Regions from separate parts of the Mus musculus genome. Here all the other regions are linked to region 3. Evidence: chromatin loops called from intact Hi-C (ENCODE). Cell type or tissue: heart. All regions are shown on one strand. Region 1 holds the start of Sf3a3 (splicing factor 3a, subunit 3). Region 2 holds the start of 1110065P20Rik (RIKEN cDNA 1110065P20 gene). Region 3 overlaps Dnali1 (dynein, axonemal, light intermediate polypeptide 1).

The links. A loop is a pair of places that touch in the nucleus more often than their neighbours do. Peaks named below come from ENCODE experiments on the same cell type or tissue, not always from the same donor. Only the 100,000 strongest peaks of a DNase experiment are listed, where the experiment ranks them.
Region 1: a loop joins it to region 3, with 2.3 times the contacts of the local background. A loop is called at or near these places in 8 of 42 quality-filtered maps.
Region 2: a loop joins it to region 3, with 2.1 times the contacts of the local background. A loop is called at or near these places in 7 of 42 quality-filtered maps.

Annotation. Positions count from the first base shown.
Region 1 is chr4:124,712,326-124,717,325 of GRCm38, reverse strand. It overlaps Sf3a3 (splicing factor 3a, subunit 3), which reads right to left and starts at 2,465. Exons shown (of 17, transcript NM_029157.3): 1 at 2,336-2,465; 2 at 2,010-2,057; 3 at 1,622-1,674; 4 at 1,411-1,516; 5 at 803-875. The coding sequence starts at 2,431. In heart, a CTCF peak has its summit at 2,648 (motif pointing left); a DNase peak (open chromatin) is centred at 2,555; H3K4me3 peaks cover 1,656 bases; H3K27ac peaks cover 1,309 bases.
Region 2 is chr4:124,848,274-124,853,273 of GRCm38, reverse strand. It overlaps Mtf1 (metal response element binding transcription factor 1), which reads right to left. Exons shown (of 11, transcript NM_008636.4): 11 at 3,474-5,000. It overlaps 1110065P20Rik (RIKEN cDNA 1110065P20 gene), which reads left to right and starts at 2,710. Exons shown (of 3, transcript NM_001347196.1): 1 at 2,710-2,752; 2 at 2,841-3,042; 3 at 3,312-3,789. The coding sequence starts at 2,718. The coding sequence ends at 3,407. It overlaps Yrdc (yrdC domain containing (E.coli)), which reads right to left and starts at 2,515. Exons shown (of 5, transcript NM_153566.2): 1 at 2,108-2,515; 2 at 1,467-1,581; 3 at 1,255-1,374. The coding sequence starts at 2,499. In heart, a CTCF peak has its summit at 2,827; DNase peaks (open chromatin) are centred at 1,983, 2,523 and 3,423; H3K4me3 peaks cover 2,771 bases; H3K27ac peaks cover 2,406 bases.
Region 3 is chr4:125,056,825-125,061,824 of GRCm38, reverse strand. It overlaps Dnali1 (dynein, axonemal, light intermediate polypeptide 1), which reads left to right. Exons shown (of 6, transcript NM_175223.4): 4 at 2,190-2,368; 5 at 2,673-2,837. Among named protein-coding and RNA genes, the nearest start is that of Dnali1, 6.3 kb to the left of the region's middle. In heart, a CTCF peak has its summit at 2,552 (motif pointing right); a DNase peak (open chromatin) is centred at 2,574; H3K4me3 peaks cover 585 bases; H3K27ac peaks cover 955 bases.

The sequences.
Region 1 (5,000 bases), 340 kb after region 3:
TCTTGCACTAGAGAGGCAGAGGCAGGCCATCTCTGAATTCGAGGCCAACCTGATCTATAGAGTGAGTTCCAGGGCTATACAGAGACACCTTGTCACATCAAAACAAACAACAAAACAAAAAAATGGGGCTGGAGAGATAGCTCAATGGTTAGGAGCAATGAGTGGCCTTCATTAGGACCTGGGATCAATTCTTAGCACCCACATGGCAGTTCACAACTGTCTGTAACTCCACTCAGAGATCTGACATCCTCAAACACAGATACATGTAGGCAAAACACCAATGCAGATACAAATAAACAAATTAAAAAAAAAAAAAAAGATGTTAACTCACCATACAATTAAAAAAATAAAAGGTCTGGCATTTATTTAACTCAGAGAACTACTGAGAGCTGAGATTAAATGTATACTCCACCACAATCAGCCTTTATTTATTTGTTTTTAGAGACACGACGTTCTAGGACCTAGAGAAGTGGCTCAGCATTTAGAAATACTGGCTGCTCTTGCACAGCACCTGAGTTTGAGTCCCAGTCCCTACACGGTAGCTCAAAACCATTTGTAACTCCAGTCGGAGTGGATCCAATTCCCTCTCCTGGCTTCCTGAGGCCATCACACACACACACACACACACACACACACACACACACACACGGTATACAAACATATATGCAGGCAAATTACCCACACAGACAAAATAAAAACAGATTGAAAAACAAAACAAAACAAAAAAAACCAAGCCATAGGTCCTAGCTCTATAGCTGAGAATGGCCTGAAGCCCCAGGAAGAAACAGTAACCATTACTTACTTTGTGCCTCTTCACTTGGATTCTCTCGAGCCTTCAGCAGCTCCTCAAATTCCACTGACATTGGCACACAGATCTGAGGGAAGGAGAAGAGTTCAGGTGGGCCTGGCGATGTCTCAGGCACACACAGGCCTGGGCTTCTAAGACTTGCTTTGGCTTTGACCTTGAGTGTACAGAGCTGCCTACTTAGTGTTCTCCACTTCCCTTGCTGCATAGCCGGGCAGACATTGATTGGCACAAAACACAGCATGCTAAGGAAGGGCTCCTTTGGAGGAGGCAGTCCAAGAGATATTTTACGAAAAAGCTGGCATTGGACATGAATCCTGAAGGGGTAACGACCTCTGCAAGTGAACAGAGCACCACTGTGTTGGTAGATTTCAGGGCAGAGCTAGGTGCACAGTATATTGAGTAGGAGACATTCTTGTGAAGCAGCCCTAGTGCTTCACCGTGTTCTCTTACTGCAGAGGGATGCCAAGAGGATGTCACTTAACATGCAGTGAAGTGGCACGTTCTTTCTTGGAGTGACATCTACATGGCATAGCTCCATTTCCTTTGCATCTTTCCCTTTTGTTAACGGCCAGGTCTAAGGACACTAAGTTGGGAGGCCTTACCTCATTTGGGTGCTTCCGATGGAATTCCTTTATCTGCTTGAGTCTGTTATAGAATTCAGCGAACTCGTTGGGTCCTGAGATAGCATTGAGCTCCTCCTTCCGCAGTCTGCAAGATATCAACAAACCCGAAGAGCATAAAGCACACAGCCCATGGTCTCACCAGGGCTCCTCAAAAGCACTAATTGTTAGAAGGGATGTGACCGTCACTTACCCGTCCTTATCATCATACAAATCCCTCAGGTTCCCACTGACCTCCATGTACCTCTGAAACAGAAGCGCAAAGCCATCAGAATGAAGCAAATTTGTACCACAGGGCTAAGTAAACAAGAAAGGATGTCTTGGCAAAACCCAAGGAAAACTCATGAGATACATGGTCTTCAAAGTTCCACCACTTTTAAGAGACAGCTTGATCCCGAGGTGGTTGCATACACTTTTAATCCCAGCACTTGGGAGGCAGAGATAGGACATCTGATTAGGTACCCTAGAGGGGCTTGTCTAAGAACTCAGGGGTAGAAATCACGCAGGGCCACTCAACCTTCCCAGCCTGCACTTTTCCCGCCCAGCCCGACCCCAGGGGAAGCGGACGGCGGCGCACTCACATCTTGCATGGCCCGAGTGCGGTGATCGGAATTGATCTGGTCCCGAAGCTGCAGAAAGGCAAACGGTAACACATACGTTGTTACTTTGAGTTTAGCAGTTGGAAAGAGCACCCGAGGGGTGATGCGCTTATTGGTTTAGGTCCCAGGGGCTGAAGCAGGAAGATTGAGGGGCCCTCGGAGGACGTTAACGAGGCCAGAGTGCCGAGCCAGCTTAGGAGGAGGGTGAGGATGGGGCGCAGAGAAGCTCCGAGGCCAAATACAGCGCGAGGGCTCGGCAAAGGACCCAGGCCCGCCTCCTGATGCGGCCCGGACCACGGCTCACTCACCGTGGACTTCTTCGTAAGCATCTCTTTGGCCATAACATCCATAAGCCGTTCCTTCTCCTCATGATAGCGCCGTTGCTGCTCTAAAATTGTCTCCATTTTCCCTTGGCCACGGCGTTTCAAGGCGGACCACTAACACTGCCGGAAACACCGCCTGCCGCCTTTCAGCCAGCGTCTCAGCGCGCAGCATCCGGCTGCACCAAAGTTCCGCGTGTCCCGGAAGTGTCTTGGGGGACTCAAGAAAAAAGGAACACCACGAAGAGAGCAAGCGGGTGCTATCCGCGACCGTGGCTACGCTTCCCCCTGCTGGCTGGGGGTCTGAAGGAGCGCTGCCTCCGCGTTGAAAGCTGGCTGTCTCTAAGAAGCCTGCAAGAATCCTGTAGGCTGAGGTTGAGAGACAGCTGGCTTGCCCGGGGCTTGCTGCAGAAAGCTGGGCCGGCAGGGACACACTAGCAGGAACGGATAAGTTGAAGGATACAGAACGGAAAGGGGAACTGGAAGCAGCAGTAGTTTTCAGTGTGTGACCTCTGGTGATGTTTTCCCCTTGTCTGGACTTTAGTGTGTTTGTCAGTAAAGTGGAGATGGTGGTGGGTTTGTTCTTAATAAAACTCATACATATTTGAACACAACCTTTGTTTATTGGCAGAGGAGTCTTTAAGAAAAACGTGGTACACTCAAGCAATGATATGCTTGCTGTTCAGCACAGGTTAACTTCTGATTCTCTGTAATTCTTTTTTTTTTAAAAGATTTATTTATTTATTATATGTAAAGTACACTGTAGCTGTCTTCAGACACACCAGAAGAGGGCATCGGATCTCATTACGGGTGGTTGTGAGCCACCATGTGGTTGCTGGGATTTGAACTTCCGACCTTCAGAAGAGCAGTCGGGTGCTCTTACCCACTGAGCCATCTCACCAGCCCCAATTCCATGTAATTCTTTATTTTTCTGCTTTTCGCCTACCACTTGCTGGAATTACAGGTATGAGCCACCACACCTAGCCACTGTATGGCTTAGAAAATGAAATCTAGACTGCCTTTCCTTAAAAGAGGAGGAAGAGGAAGAAGCAGAGGCAGAAGAGGCAGAAGGTGGAGGCAAACAGATCTTTGTGAGTTCTAGGCCAGTTTGGTCTACATAGTGAGTTCCAGGACAGCCAGGGCTGCATAGAGATCCAGTCTCATGAAACCAAACCAAACGAAACATAAACAAACAAACAAACAAACAAACAGAGTAGGGGCAGAGAGTGAATCAGTATAGAGAGCTGGGATTACAAGTGTGTGACAGTGCATGCACCAGGAAAGAGGCATCGGCGCAATGCAAAGTGGCTCACACCCGTGATCCTAGCGCTTAGGAGATGGAGGCAAGAGGAGAACAAGTTCAAGTTCAGCCTGAGCTATGTGATAAGACTCTATCTCAAAACAACAAACAAACAAAACACATACAAACATACACATACACACATACATATATACATACACATACAATACATACACACACATTCACACACACATACACACACATACATATATACACACACATGCACACATACATATACACATATATACACACACACATATATATATACACACACATACACACACATACATATATACACACACATATTCACACACACATTCACACACACATATACACACATACACACACATACATATATACACACACACATATATACACACACATTCACACAAACATACATACACATACACTTACACACACACACACACACACACACACACTCCAAGGCACTGGGTTTCAGCATCAACACAAGGGACTCTGGCCAGGTGGTCGTGGTGCACGCCTTTAATCCCAGCAGTGAGTTCCAGGACAGCCAGGGATATACAGAGAAACCCTGTCTCAAAAAACCAAAAAACAAAAAAGAAAAGAAAAAAGAAAAGGGACTCTACTCCATTCCTACTCTAGGCAGAGAAGGGAAAACACCGACCCTGTGTTCCTGTTATTCACAATTCACAAAATCTCTATATAACCCAAGGGCCCATTAGTTGGGACTGGAGAGCTGGCTCAGCAGTGAGGAGCGTTTGCTGCTCTTCCAGAGGATCTGAATCCAGTTCCCAGCATGCAAGTCGGTGGCTCACAGCCACTTGTATCTCCAGATCCAAGGGATGAACAGCCCCGCCCTCACCCCACGCTGCTCACGCTATCCACTTTTACATACATACACACCCAATGCATGGGTGAATGGATAACCATGTTGTCAGACAATACTGTTCAGCAGTGAGGGAATGCTATACGGACCCATGAGAGCATCATACTCCATAAAGAAGGAAGGGACTGGTGTAATGGCTTAGTGGCTAAGAATATCTGGTTCTCAGCACTCACATGTCACCTTACCATGATCCATGACTCCAGTTCCTGGGGACCTGATGCCTTCTTCTGACCTCCATAGGAACCAAGCATCACATGGTGCACATCCATATACACAGGTAAAACAGTCACACACATAAACATAAGTCTTTAAGAAAAACAAAATAGGGCTGGAGAGATGGCTCAGCAGGTAAGAGCACTTGACAGCTCTTCCAAAGGCCCTAAGTTCAAATCCCAGCAACCACATGGTGGCTCACAACCATCCATAATGAGATCTGATGCCCTCCTCTGGTGTGTCTGAAGACAGCTACAGTGTACTTACATATA
Region 2 (5,000 bases), 210 kb after region 3:
GCAACTAAAGCAGATACTACATTTCCAATGTCCCCAGGTCTGGCATAGAAAACCCCAGCACTTTACTGCAGCTAATGTTAAGTGTTGGAAGAACAGAACAAAGCTCCTTTGCCTGTTCATTTGTCCTAAACTACACAGCCAACACAGGATTACAATGATCTTATCTCAGGCCTATCTGGCAGGCAAAAATAAAATAAGGTCAGGAGTCAAAAATTAGGTGAGGCCAGGTGTGCTGGTACAGATGCAAAACTGGGGAGGCCCAAGGGTCCTGACTGTGAGTTCTAGGCCAGCCTGGGAGACAGAGTGGATCCTGTCCCAAACAGAAACATGCCCCCTCCAAAAAGAAAGAATTCAGAGAGAACTGGCAATTAGTTGGGACTGTCATTTAATGACCATGTGACAGAACAGCGAACTAATGTTTCAAAGCCCCAAATTTTTCTCAGCATGGTTGTCAAGTCTCTGACAACCACTTCCCTCACAAAGCTGTCTGTATTTCCTATAATCTGTTCTTTTTCTTTGAGACAGAGTCTCTCTATGAACTCATTCTGTAAACTCAGAGGGCCTGGAACTCCGCAATCAGACTGCTTCTGTCTCCTGAGTGCTGGGATTAAAGATGCTCACCACCACTCCGACATCTTTTCTATTATCATCGATACAAAAAACCACACCTGCTCTCCCTTGGCCTATCAAGATAAAACAATTCCAACACTTTCTAAAGAAAAATAAGTAAAGCTCCCAGGGGCAAAGAGATGGCTCGGCAGTCAAGAGCATTGACTGCTCTTGTAGAGGACCAAGGTTCAATTCCCAGCACCTACACAGCAGCTCATAACTGTCTACAACTCCATGGTCGGGAGATCTGACACCATCACCAACTCCATGGTCGGGAGATCTGACACCATCACCTAGACACACACACACACACACACACACACACACACACACACACACACGCGCGCGCGCGCAAAACAGCAATGTACATAAAATAAAAATAAATCATTAAAAAAAAGTAAGTGTCCCTAAATAACTAAGGCTGACTGAGATTTTCTTACCCTAGCCTCCTTGTCCTGGCCTTACAAGTACACCACCTGCCCCCTTCCAAGATTCATTCGGATACCCTCCTCTAACCAACACCAAATGGGTAACCTTCTCACCCATGCACCAAAGGCCCAAATTTCTGCCAGGCAATCCCATTACAGTGTTAGCCTTGTTGATTTTAAGGAAACAGCAGTTTAACCTGCTGGGGCCAATTCTCACCTCAACACTCAGAGAACTGGCCTGGGAGCTGAGGTTGGCACTAGTGAGTGCAAGTGGTCCCCCAAACATCTGGGCCAAGTCCAGCATGAAGGCATGGTCAGGAATCCGGATGCCAACAAGCTGGGAAGCAAGAAAAGAGAACGTGAGGAAGACATCGAGGGCTTGCAAGCGTCTGATTTAGATCGCAGGAAAAGGGAAAACTCTTGACTCACACGAGTAAAGGGGTTCAGGTCTTTGTTGAGCTCCTCGGAGCGCTCCATCACCAGGGTCACAGGGCCTGGGAACAGGTCTTCCAGGAGCTCCCTAGGTACTCTCACCTGACAGTACCTGCAGGCAAAGGAGCACAAATCCTCTCCAAATCACCCTGATGGACCTTTCCTGGGGACTTAAGGCAGATGCTGGAGAGGGGTCCCCTTCGCGTGTATAATGAACGAGATCTACCTGACTCTCTACTCCCTCTTCCTCGGAGTTCTGGCAGAAGACAGACTCCACAGAGTACCCTGGGCTTTAAGTCTATCCGCCTGTCTTGGGGGACAAAACCACAGCGCCGTGGCACGTGGATACAATCTCAATCCGTTTAATCATCTGGAAGGCGTTACCCCGAAACGGGCCTCCCCTCCGCCCATCACAAGGGCACCGGGAGAAGAGTGCCATGCTCGCCTAACTCAGCTTCTCGACCGACTGTCTAGAGCGGATCTTGGCGAGCCGTCAGCGCTCCCGACCAATCTCCAGTTCCGGATTCCTCCTCGGGGAGCAAGGACAAGCCCCTCCCGCGCTCGGCGGACGCCGCGGTCTCCCGAGGCTGTCACCGGAAACCCCTCCCGCGGGGCCGCCCCCAGCGGGGCCGCCTCACCTGTAGACGTCGGCCACGCGGCCCAGGCACACGGCCAGCGGCTTGGCCTCGCTGCGGCCTTTGAGGCGGTACACGCAACTCAGGGCCGCCGAGCTGCTCGCCGAGCAGGCCAGGCCGTAGAGCGTGTCGGTCGGGACCGCCACCACGGCGCCGGCGCGCAGCTCGGCCACGGCGGCCCGCAGCGCCTCGGTCCAGCCGGAGCGCTCGGGGCTCGCGGCTTCCACGGGCTCGCTCTCCGGAAGCCGCAGCAGCCGGGCCCCCGGCAGCGCCGGAGCGGGCTCAGGAGGGCGTAGGAGGCGGCAGCCGCGGCCAGAACTAGCCGGCCCGTCGCTCAACCCCATGCCGGCCGCCACGGCGGCCCTCAGCCCCGCGCACGGACGCGCCGTAGACATCCGTGCCGAGCCGCTTCCGGGAGGAAGTGACGCACGGACGCAACTTCCGGCCCGCGAGGCTCGGCCCCGCCTCCGCTCCCGGCCGCTTAAAGGGACCGCGACCCCCAGGCGACTTGAAGGAGAACGGTGGGGACGGGGCGGGGCTCGGCTTAGCGGACTCCTCGCGCGGCGCGGGGGGCGGACTGCGGAGGGGTGGTGAGCGGGTGGCACGGGCGGCGATGGAGTGGGGTCCCGGCGCAGGCTGGTCACGGGGGTGAGAGCGGGCCGGCGGGGCGGTGGGTTGGGGCCGCGACCTCGCGCCGCCTAGCGCCGGGCCCTGACGCCGTCTCTCTCCCGGGCAGGGAGGCTGCCGGCGTGGACCGTGGGAAGGCGGGGTTGGGGCTCGGCGGGAGGCCACCCCCGCAGCCGCCCCGAGATGAACGCGCCCAGCAGCTGCTGGACGCCGTGGAGCAGCGGCAGCGGCAGCTTCTGGACACCATCGCCGCCTGTGAGGAGATGCTGCGGCAGCTGGGCCGCCGGCGCCCAGAACCGGCTGGTGGCGGGGTCAGTGCCCAGTGCCCTCTCCGGGCTGGACCTGGGGAGGTGGGCGCTTCCCACTCACTGCACTGGTCTAGCTCGCGCTCCCCACCCCCACCCCGCTCCAAAGGAGGCAGGTGGAAGAGCATCCCCACCGCTTAACTTCCTTTGATCTGAGCGAGGTTTTGAAAAAGCATGGTACTGTCGAGATGCCAAGTGGCCTTATTCTTGTGGGGCCTAACTTAAGGCCTTTCCTCCGGGCTCATCCCCCCTCCCCCCTTTTCTGTTCCAACTAGAACGGTTCAGCCAAGTCTGGAGCGCCGCCCCAGCCATCTGTATCGGCCAGAGGTGGCCTTCCAAAGGATGCTGGCGATGGAGCCTCGGAGTCTTGATCATACCCTAGCCGGGCACCCTGACTTCTGTCCCTTTCCAGGGCCAGTGGCTGGACTGTGACCAACTCCCTTCACTAAAAGGGGCCAGTCTTCACGGGCAGTTGCTGGTACTTGGCCCTCAGCCTGGGATGGCAACTCTACTAGCAGCTGGGTTCACTCCCACGTCGTCCTGGCTGAAGGCAGTACTGTGCTTTGAAATGGAGCCAACAAACATCCAGTCTTGAGTACTCGGATTCAGGAAGCCAGCAGTGCTGGCCAGAGTGGTCTGGCCTGCTTTGGGGGTTCCAGGTGGTATTACATGTTCATTTCATGCTTTGGGGGCTCTCAGCCCCACAAAACACTTGAGCAGAGTCTTGATTAAAAGGAAATCTGCAGACCCTGGTGACTGACCTTTCTTTTCTGTCCCTCCAAGACTTGATGGCTGGGAGTGGGAAGAGAGTGTCAACCAGGGACAGGGATGGGAAGTAATGCCACATGTACTACCAGATTTAAATAAGCATTTAATTAAGATTTCATTAGTATTTAATATTGCTTTTTCAATTCCAAAAAGTTAAATTTTCACTTCATAGCAGATATTTTAAAGTACAATATTAAGTTTATACAAAATGAGCAATTAAGCAAACACTATTATTTCACATTCTTCAAAAATACAAATTCGTATTTATTCTTTTTAGGGGTTGGAGGTTTCTTCCTTTGGAAGTACTGAACCTGTAACGTTTTCATATCGCTCAGTGGAAGTCCGTTGTTCCCATGTTTTACATTTAAAATAAACTTGGTACTTTTACATAATTCAAATAAAACTATTTGGGACTTAAAAACTTGTCACCAAGACCACTGGCCAATGATTAGTTTGTGTTAGAAAAGAGTTTGTGGCCTTTTCTGGCTAGATCTGAGCCAGGCAACCAGAAAAGCCCGTTTTCCAGCCACCTTCCCCAAACTGCAACAGGGAATTCCCAGGAAAAGGGACTAGCTACCTGGGACTCCAACCTCAGTGACATTTTCTCCAAAGCACAACCAAAGATGCAGGCTGTTGACTCACACAGCCCTTGGGAAGCCTGAGAACACCCGCGGCAAGGGCGGGCAAGCCCCTGACTTGGCACCTCGAGGGACACGGGGATACTACAATAAACACCCCAGATTTTGGTGGAAAAAAGTTTTATGAAAACATTACCTGTTTAAAAAAAAAAAAAGTAGAAATTGCATTGAATTGAGAAAGTGACATGACATTATCACCTATTTTTGTCCCAGTGAGCCACCACCAAGGAGCAGTGTATGGTTTTTACACGCCAGTTCTAGAAAAAGGTTGTACTATAATATAATTTGACAGATCCAATTAAACTTGCATTTTCAACGCAGACTGAGAAGCCCTCAAGCCGCCAGAACAGTGAGAGATGCCTGGGCTAATGACCAACCTCCCCAAGAGCAGGGGCATAAGAAACAAGATCCAAGAATATGCAAGAAACAGACCAATCAGAAATATGTATGATCCAGTTTTATGGCTCATCCCCTTCTGCCTCAGAGGAGAGATGGACAATTTCCCATCTGTGTCACAGCACAACCACTTGCAAACTTCATCTGTGAAAATCTTGCACT
Region 3 (5,000 bases):
GTTTCTTTTTTTGTGCACAACTACTTAATAACAACCAACAGCAAACAACCAACAACCCACCTTCACCCCCGAATCTTGGGGCCCTAGTATGTATGAAAAGTTCCCAGAATTCCAAATATCACACGGTTACAGAAACTACCTGCAGCTGACAAACCCACGCCTCTGCTAGAGCATGAGGCAAATCATAGTCAGCTGGTGAACAACTTGAAGCAGCCTCATACCCCACACCTGGAATTAGATCGAAAACATCTTCTTATAAAATGTCTGTGTTTTTTTTTAAAGAAACCAAAATCTTTACTAAACACACACACAACAACAACAACAACAACAACAGAGTCTATGGATTTGAAACACTGGGGGGAGGTGTACATGGGAGACGTTGGAGGAAGGAAAATGATATAATTTTTATAAACCTCAAAAATAAAATATATTTTCACACCATTTTTTTTGAGACAGGGTTTCTCTGTGTAGCCCTGGCTGTCCTGGAACTCACTCTGTAGACCAGGCTAGCTTCGAACTCAGAAATCTGCCTGCCTCTGCCTCCCGAGTGCTGGGATTAAAGGTATGCATCACCACTGCCTGGCCATTTATTTTATTCTTAGTGTGTGTGTGTGTGTGTGTGTGTGTGTGTATGCACACATGCTCTGTGTATGCAGATGCCTGTGGAGGACAGAAGAGGGCATTGGATACCCTAGAGCTGGAGTTACAGGCAATTGTGAACTACCATAGACATGGATGCTAGGAACCAAACTCTGGTCCTCTGGAAAACTAGCCAGTGCTCTTAAACATGGAGCTAGCTCTCCAGTCCAATGAGCTAATATTTTAATCAGAAAATTAATAATGACCTCTATGTCTATCCAATAATACTCAGTCCACACTCCAGAAAAATGCTGCTGCTGTTTGTAGTTGGACGGCATGAGAATTGAAGATGTTCCCACTGCGTACCGATGTCTGTATGAGAATTGAAGATGTTCCCACTGCCTACCGATGTCTGCCCTAATGCTATGGGCTCCCAACTGCAAACTCTCCCAATCTCTCAGGCAGCTTCAGCTCCAGCAAGGTGGCTTTAGCCTGCTCAGTATGAGTGTGGTTTGCCCTCCAATTTGAAGACTTATAAAGGGGGAGAAGCAAGTTCTTGACCCTGCTGTTCTTAGTCCCAAACAAGCCAACAGCAGCCCCCACCCCCAACCTCCCAGACAGGGTTTCTCTGTGTAGCCCTGGCTGTCCTGGAACTCACTCTGTAGACCAGGCTGGCCTAGAACTCAGAGATCTGTCTGCCTCTGCCTCCAGAGTGCTGGGATTAAAGGTGTGCGCCACCACTCCCGGACTTAACAGCAGTACTATTCAACACCACCATTCGAGAATACCAGTTCGTCCTCTATCTACTTTGTGCCTGAACATGGAAGCAAGGGGACCAATTTATCACAAACAAACCTGAGGTTCTTGTCTCCCTCTCCATGCCAAGCTCGCTGACGTGCTTTTTCTAAGAGGAGTGGTTGTGTGGCCTGTTCTCTGGGTCACAGAAAGCACCGTCTCATAGTGCCTTCCTGTAAAGCATATATTTGGTTTTTGTGTGTGCTGTATGCTTGAACATGTGTGCACAAGTGTGGAGACCAGAAGTCAATGTCAGGCCTCTTTCTCTATCATTCTCTATTTCTTCTTTTGAGACACACACAGAAAAAAAACAAAAACAAAAACAAAAAAACCTTATACGTGTGGATGTTTTTTTTAACCTATGTATGACATCTGTGCAGTTTTGAGGAGACCCAAATGCGTATTGAATACTGAGGAACTGAAGTCACAGACGGTTGTTAGCTGCCAACCATGGATTTTCTGGAAAAGCAGTCACTAATCTTAACTGCTGAGTCATCTCTCCAGCCCCTCTACCTTATTTTTTGAGACAGGGTCTTTCACTGAACCTGGAGCTCACTGATTTAGCAAGACTAGCTGATGAGCAAGCTCTAGGGAACTTTGTCTCCACCTCCCCAGGGCTATGGTTACATCCGCGTGCCACTGCACCTGCCTTTTTACATGGGTGTAGGGTGTCCTACCTTCACCAGCTGTCATTGCCACAGACCCACGCCTCTGAGAACATATCCCAAGTCCTTCCCAAGCAAAGGTGACTTGCTACAGACAAAGTGCATGCCCTCTCACCAATGACTTTTATCTCCCTGTGTGCATGTTGGAAGACGAACTGATCCGGGAGGTCACCATCAACTGCGCAGAGAGAGGGCTGCTGTTGCTGCGTGTCCGGGACGAGATCCACATGACCATCGCTGCCTACCAGACTCTGTATGAGAGCAGCGTGGCATTTGGCATGAGGAAGGCACTGCAGGCCGAACAGGGGAAGTCAGACATGGAGAGGAAAGTGAGTGGGATGACGGTGTTTCCATGGCTCCCAGATGCTTCTGTAAATCTCAAGGCCTGCAGTTGTCCTTGTAACCCTGAATTCTGGCCCTGAGGGTGTCCTCCACACTAATACTGCAAGGCCCCAGTGAGGAGTGGTCTTGTCTAAGGACACTCCATGTCAGTCACTGACTTCCCACTGGGTGGCAGTGCACACCCTGGCATTGCCTTAGGTCGGACTGTCCTGTCCCAAGTTACCTCGCCCAGCCTCTGACAATGCTCATCCACTTGGGGATGTCCCAGGATGATGGCCATTCTATCTTCAGATTACAGAATTGGAGACAGAAAAGAGGGACTTGGAGAGGCAAGTGAATGAACAGAAGGCGAAATGCGAGGCCACCGAGAAGCGGGAGAGTGAGAGGCGACAGGTGGAGGAGAAGAAGCACAACGAGGAGATCCAGTTCCTGAAACGGACCAACCAGCAACTGAAGGTAAAAGGGGCCCAGGGCCAGGCTCCGCCTACGGGGCCAGACCTAGAGTGTTTCCCACCGGTGACTTGCTTGAAGTAGTGGAGATTCAATGTCGTAGAGAACATTAGGCAGATATGATCCTCCTAAACTCCATCTCCAGCCCTCCTTTTGCCTTTTCTTGTTTAGATTTTTGGAGATAGGGTCTCATGTAGCTTACATTCTTACTTCTTAGCCTCTGGGATTACAGCCAAGCGCCATCTTCCCCCCCCCCACCCCCACCCCCCTTCACTTTTCTTTTAAAGAGTTTTTAGGCTTTTTTTTTTTTAATCTATGCAAATGTTTTGCCTGCTGCTCATACGCTATGCTTGTTGTATCCCCTGGAACTGCTGGATGGTTGTAAGCTACCTCGTGGGTGCTAGGAAACAAACCCAGATCTTCTGCAAGAGCCATGGGTACTCTTACCTGCTGAGCCATCTTTCCAACCCTCCTTTTTTTCTTTTTTTTTTATTACGTATTTTCTTCAATTACATTTCCAATGCTATCCCAAAAGTCTCTCCCCCCACCCCCCACCAGCCCTCCTTTTAGTTTTCAGTTGGAAACAGGACCCAAGTGTCCCTGGCTTTCCTTGAATTCACTCTAACTCAGGGAGGCCTTGAACTTGAAATTCTGCTTCTGCCATTCCAGTAGTGGTGATTACAAGTCTGTGCCCGTGGCTTTTAAATGTTGGCCCACTTGTACTGCCAAGGAGTAAGGGAGGCTGACCAGGGTAGGGTGTGGCTCCTTTTCTACATTCTTTATGCCTTTAGTTGTGAAGGAGGCCTATTCTCAACAATAAAAAGTACCTCAGCCTGCCTCTCCACTGTGATGCCGTCTCGTGCCTGCCAATCTCTATTTTCCTCCGGGGAAAAAGATATCATAACCAGAGAGGATGCAATAGTGTCTGTCCCCTCAAGCTGGTCATGGGAGTCCTCTCGGCAGGCTCCAACAGGAATGTTACCCACCACCCCTCCCCCCAACCCCGGCATCTTGATGCACTGTGGCAGCAGAGAAGGCTTTTGAGAGGAGGTGTGTGGGGGAAGCTCCCTAGGTGAATGACAGAGGAACCCAGCTATAGGTGGTTTTCCTCAGCCCAACTGAGGTCCTGGGAGAGGACCAGATGGGAAAGAGAAGGGATTACAGGCTGCAGAGGCTGAGCCCTGGACAAGTACCACTGCTTATCACAGGGCAACTCCACCCCCCCCCCCCCGCCCCCCGCCCCTTTGAGACAGGGTTTCTCTGTGTAGCCCTGGCTGTCCTGGAACTGTAGACCAGGCTGACCCTGAACTCAAAAGATCCATCTGCCTCTGCCTCCCAACTGATAGGATTAAAAGCTACAGGACAATGCTTATAAACAAGTATTGGCCACCCCAGATATGCTGAGCAGAAGCTACAGGGCTTGTGCCCTATAGTGCAGCTTAACAAGGCTTGTTGAGGGTTGAGCTTCACTTTCTAAATATGGTACCTCCCTCTTCCCTTCCTCACTTAAAGCCAAAGTTCCTGAGCTCGAGATAAGGAAGGCTTTGCATGAGCCATTAGCAGTGGAGAGATTTCGATAGTTGCTGAAGAGTCTATCAGAAGCAAAGCTAGAGACTTCCCCAGGCAATGGAAACCGTTGACTCACTCAGCAGATTCCAAAGCTGGTTTCTTAGTTCCAACAAGAGTAAAGCTGAATACTTTAGCATCCTTCTAACATCCAAAGGCAGCCCTGGAATCCCCAGGGCAAAGGGTTCTTTACAAGCAAGTTCTTTTATTGGCTCAAAGCTGCACTACAAAGAAAACAGTGTTTTCAGTCGCCAGGATAGACCTTAAGGGTCTGTCCGCGCAGGATAGACCTTAAGGGTGTGTGTATCACCATGTAAATCACCGTGCTGGCAGCTAGAGGAAGAGAGTAAATAACCCCCCAGTCTCCTAGCTTTCTCTACTGACTGGTAGCAATTTCCTCTAATTGACTGTCAAGTTGTCACAGTGGCTGATAATTTGCTGTTTTCTAAGACTTCTGGTTCCAGCAGAGCTCCATGTACTAACCCAGAGAGCCAAATGTTTAACTTAGTGGACATACTCAGGCTTAAAGTAGGAGCTATGGAAAACCACTATTTCAACAACTTCTATTCCATTTCCCTTTCTGGGCTATAATACACTGAGTTA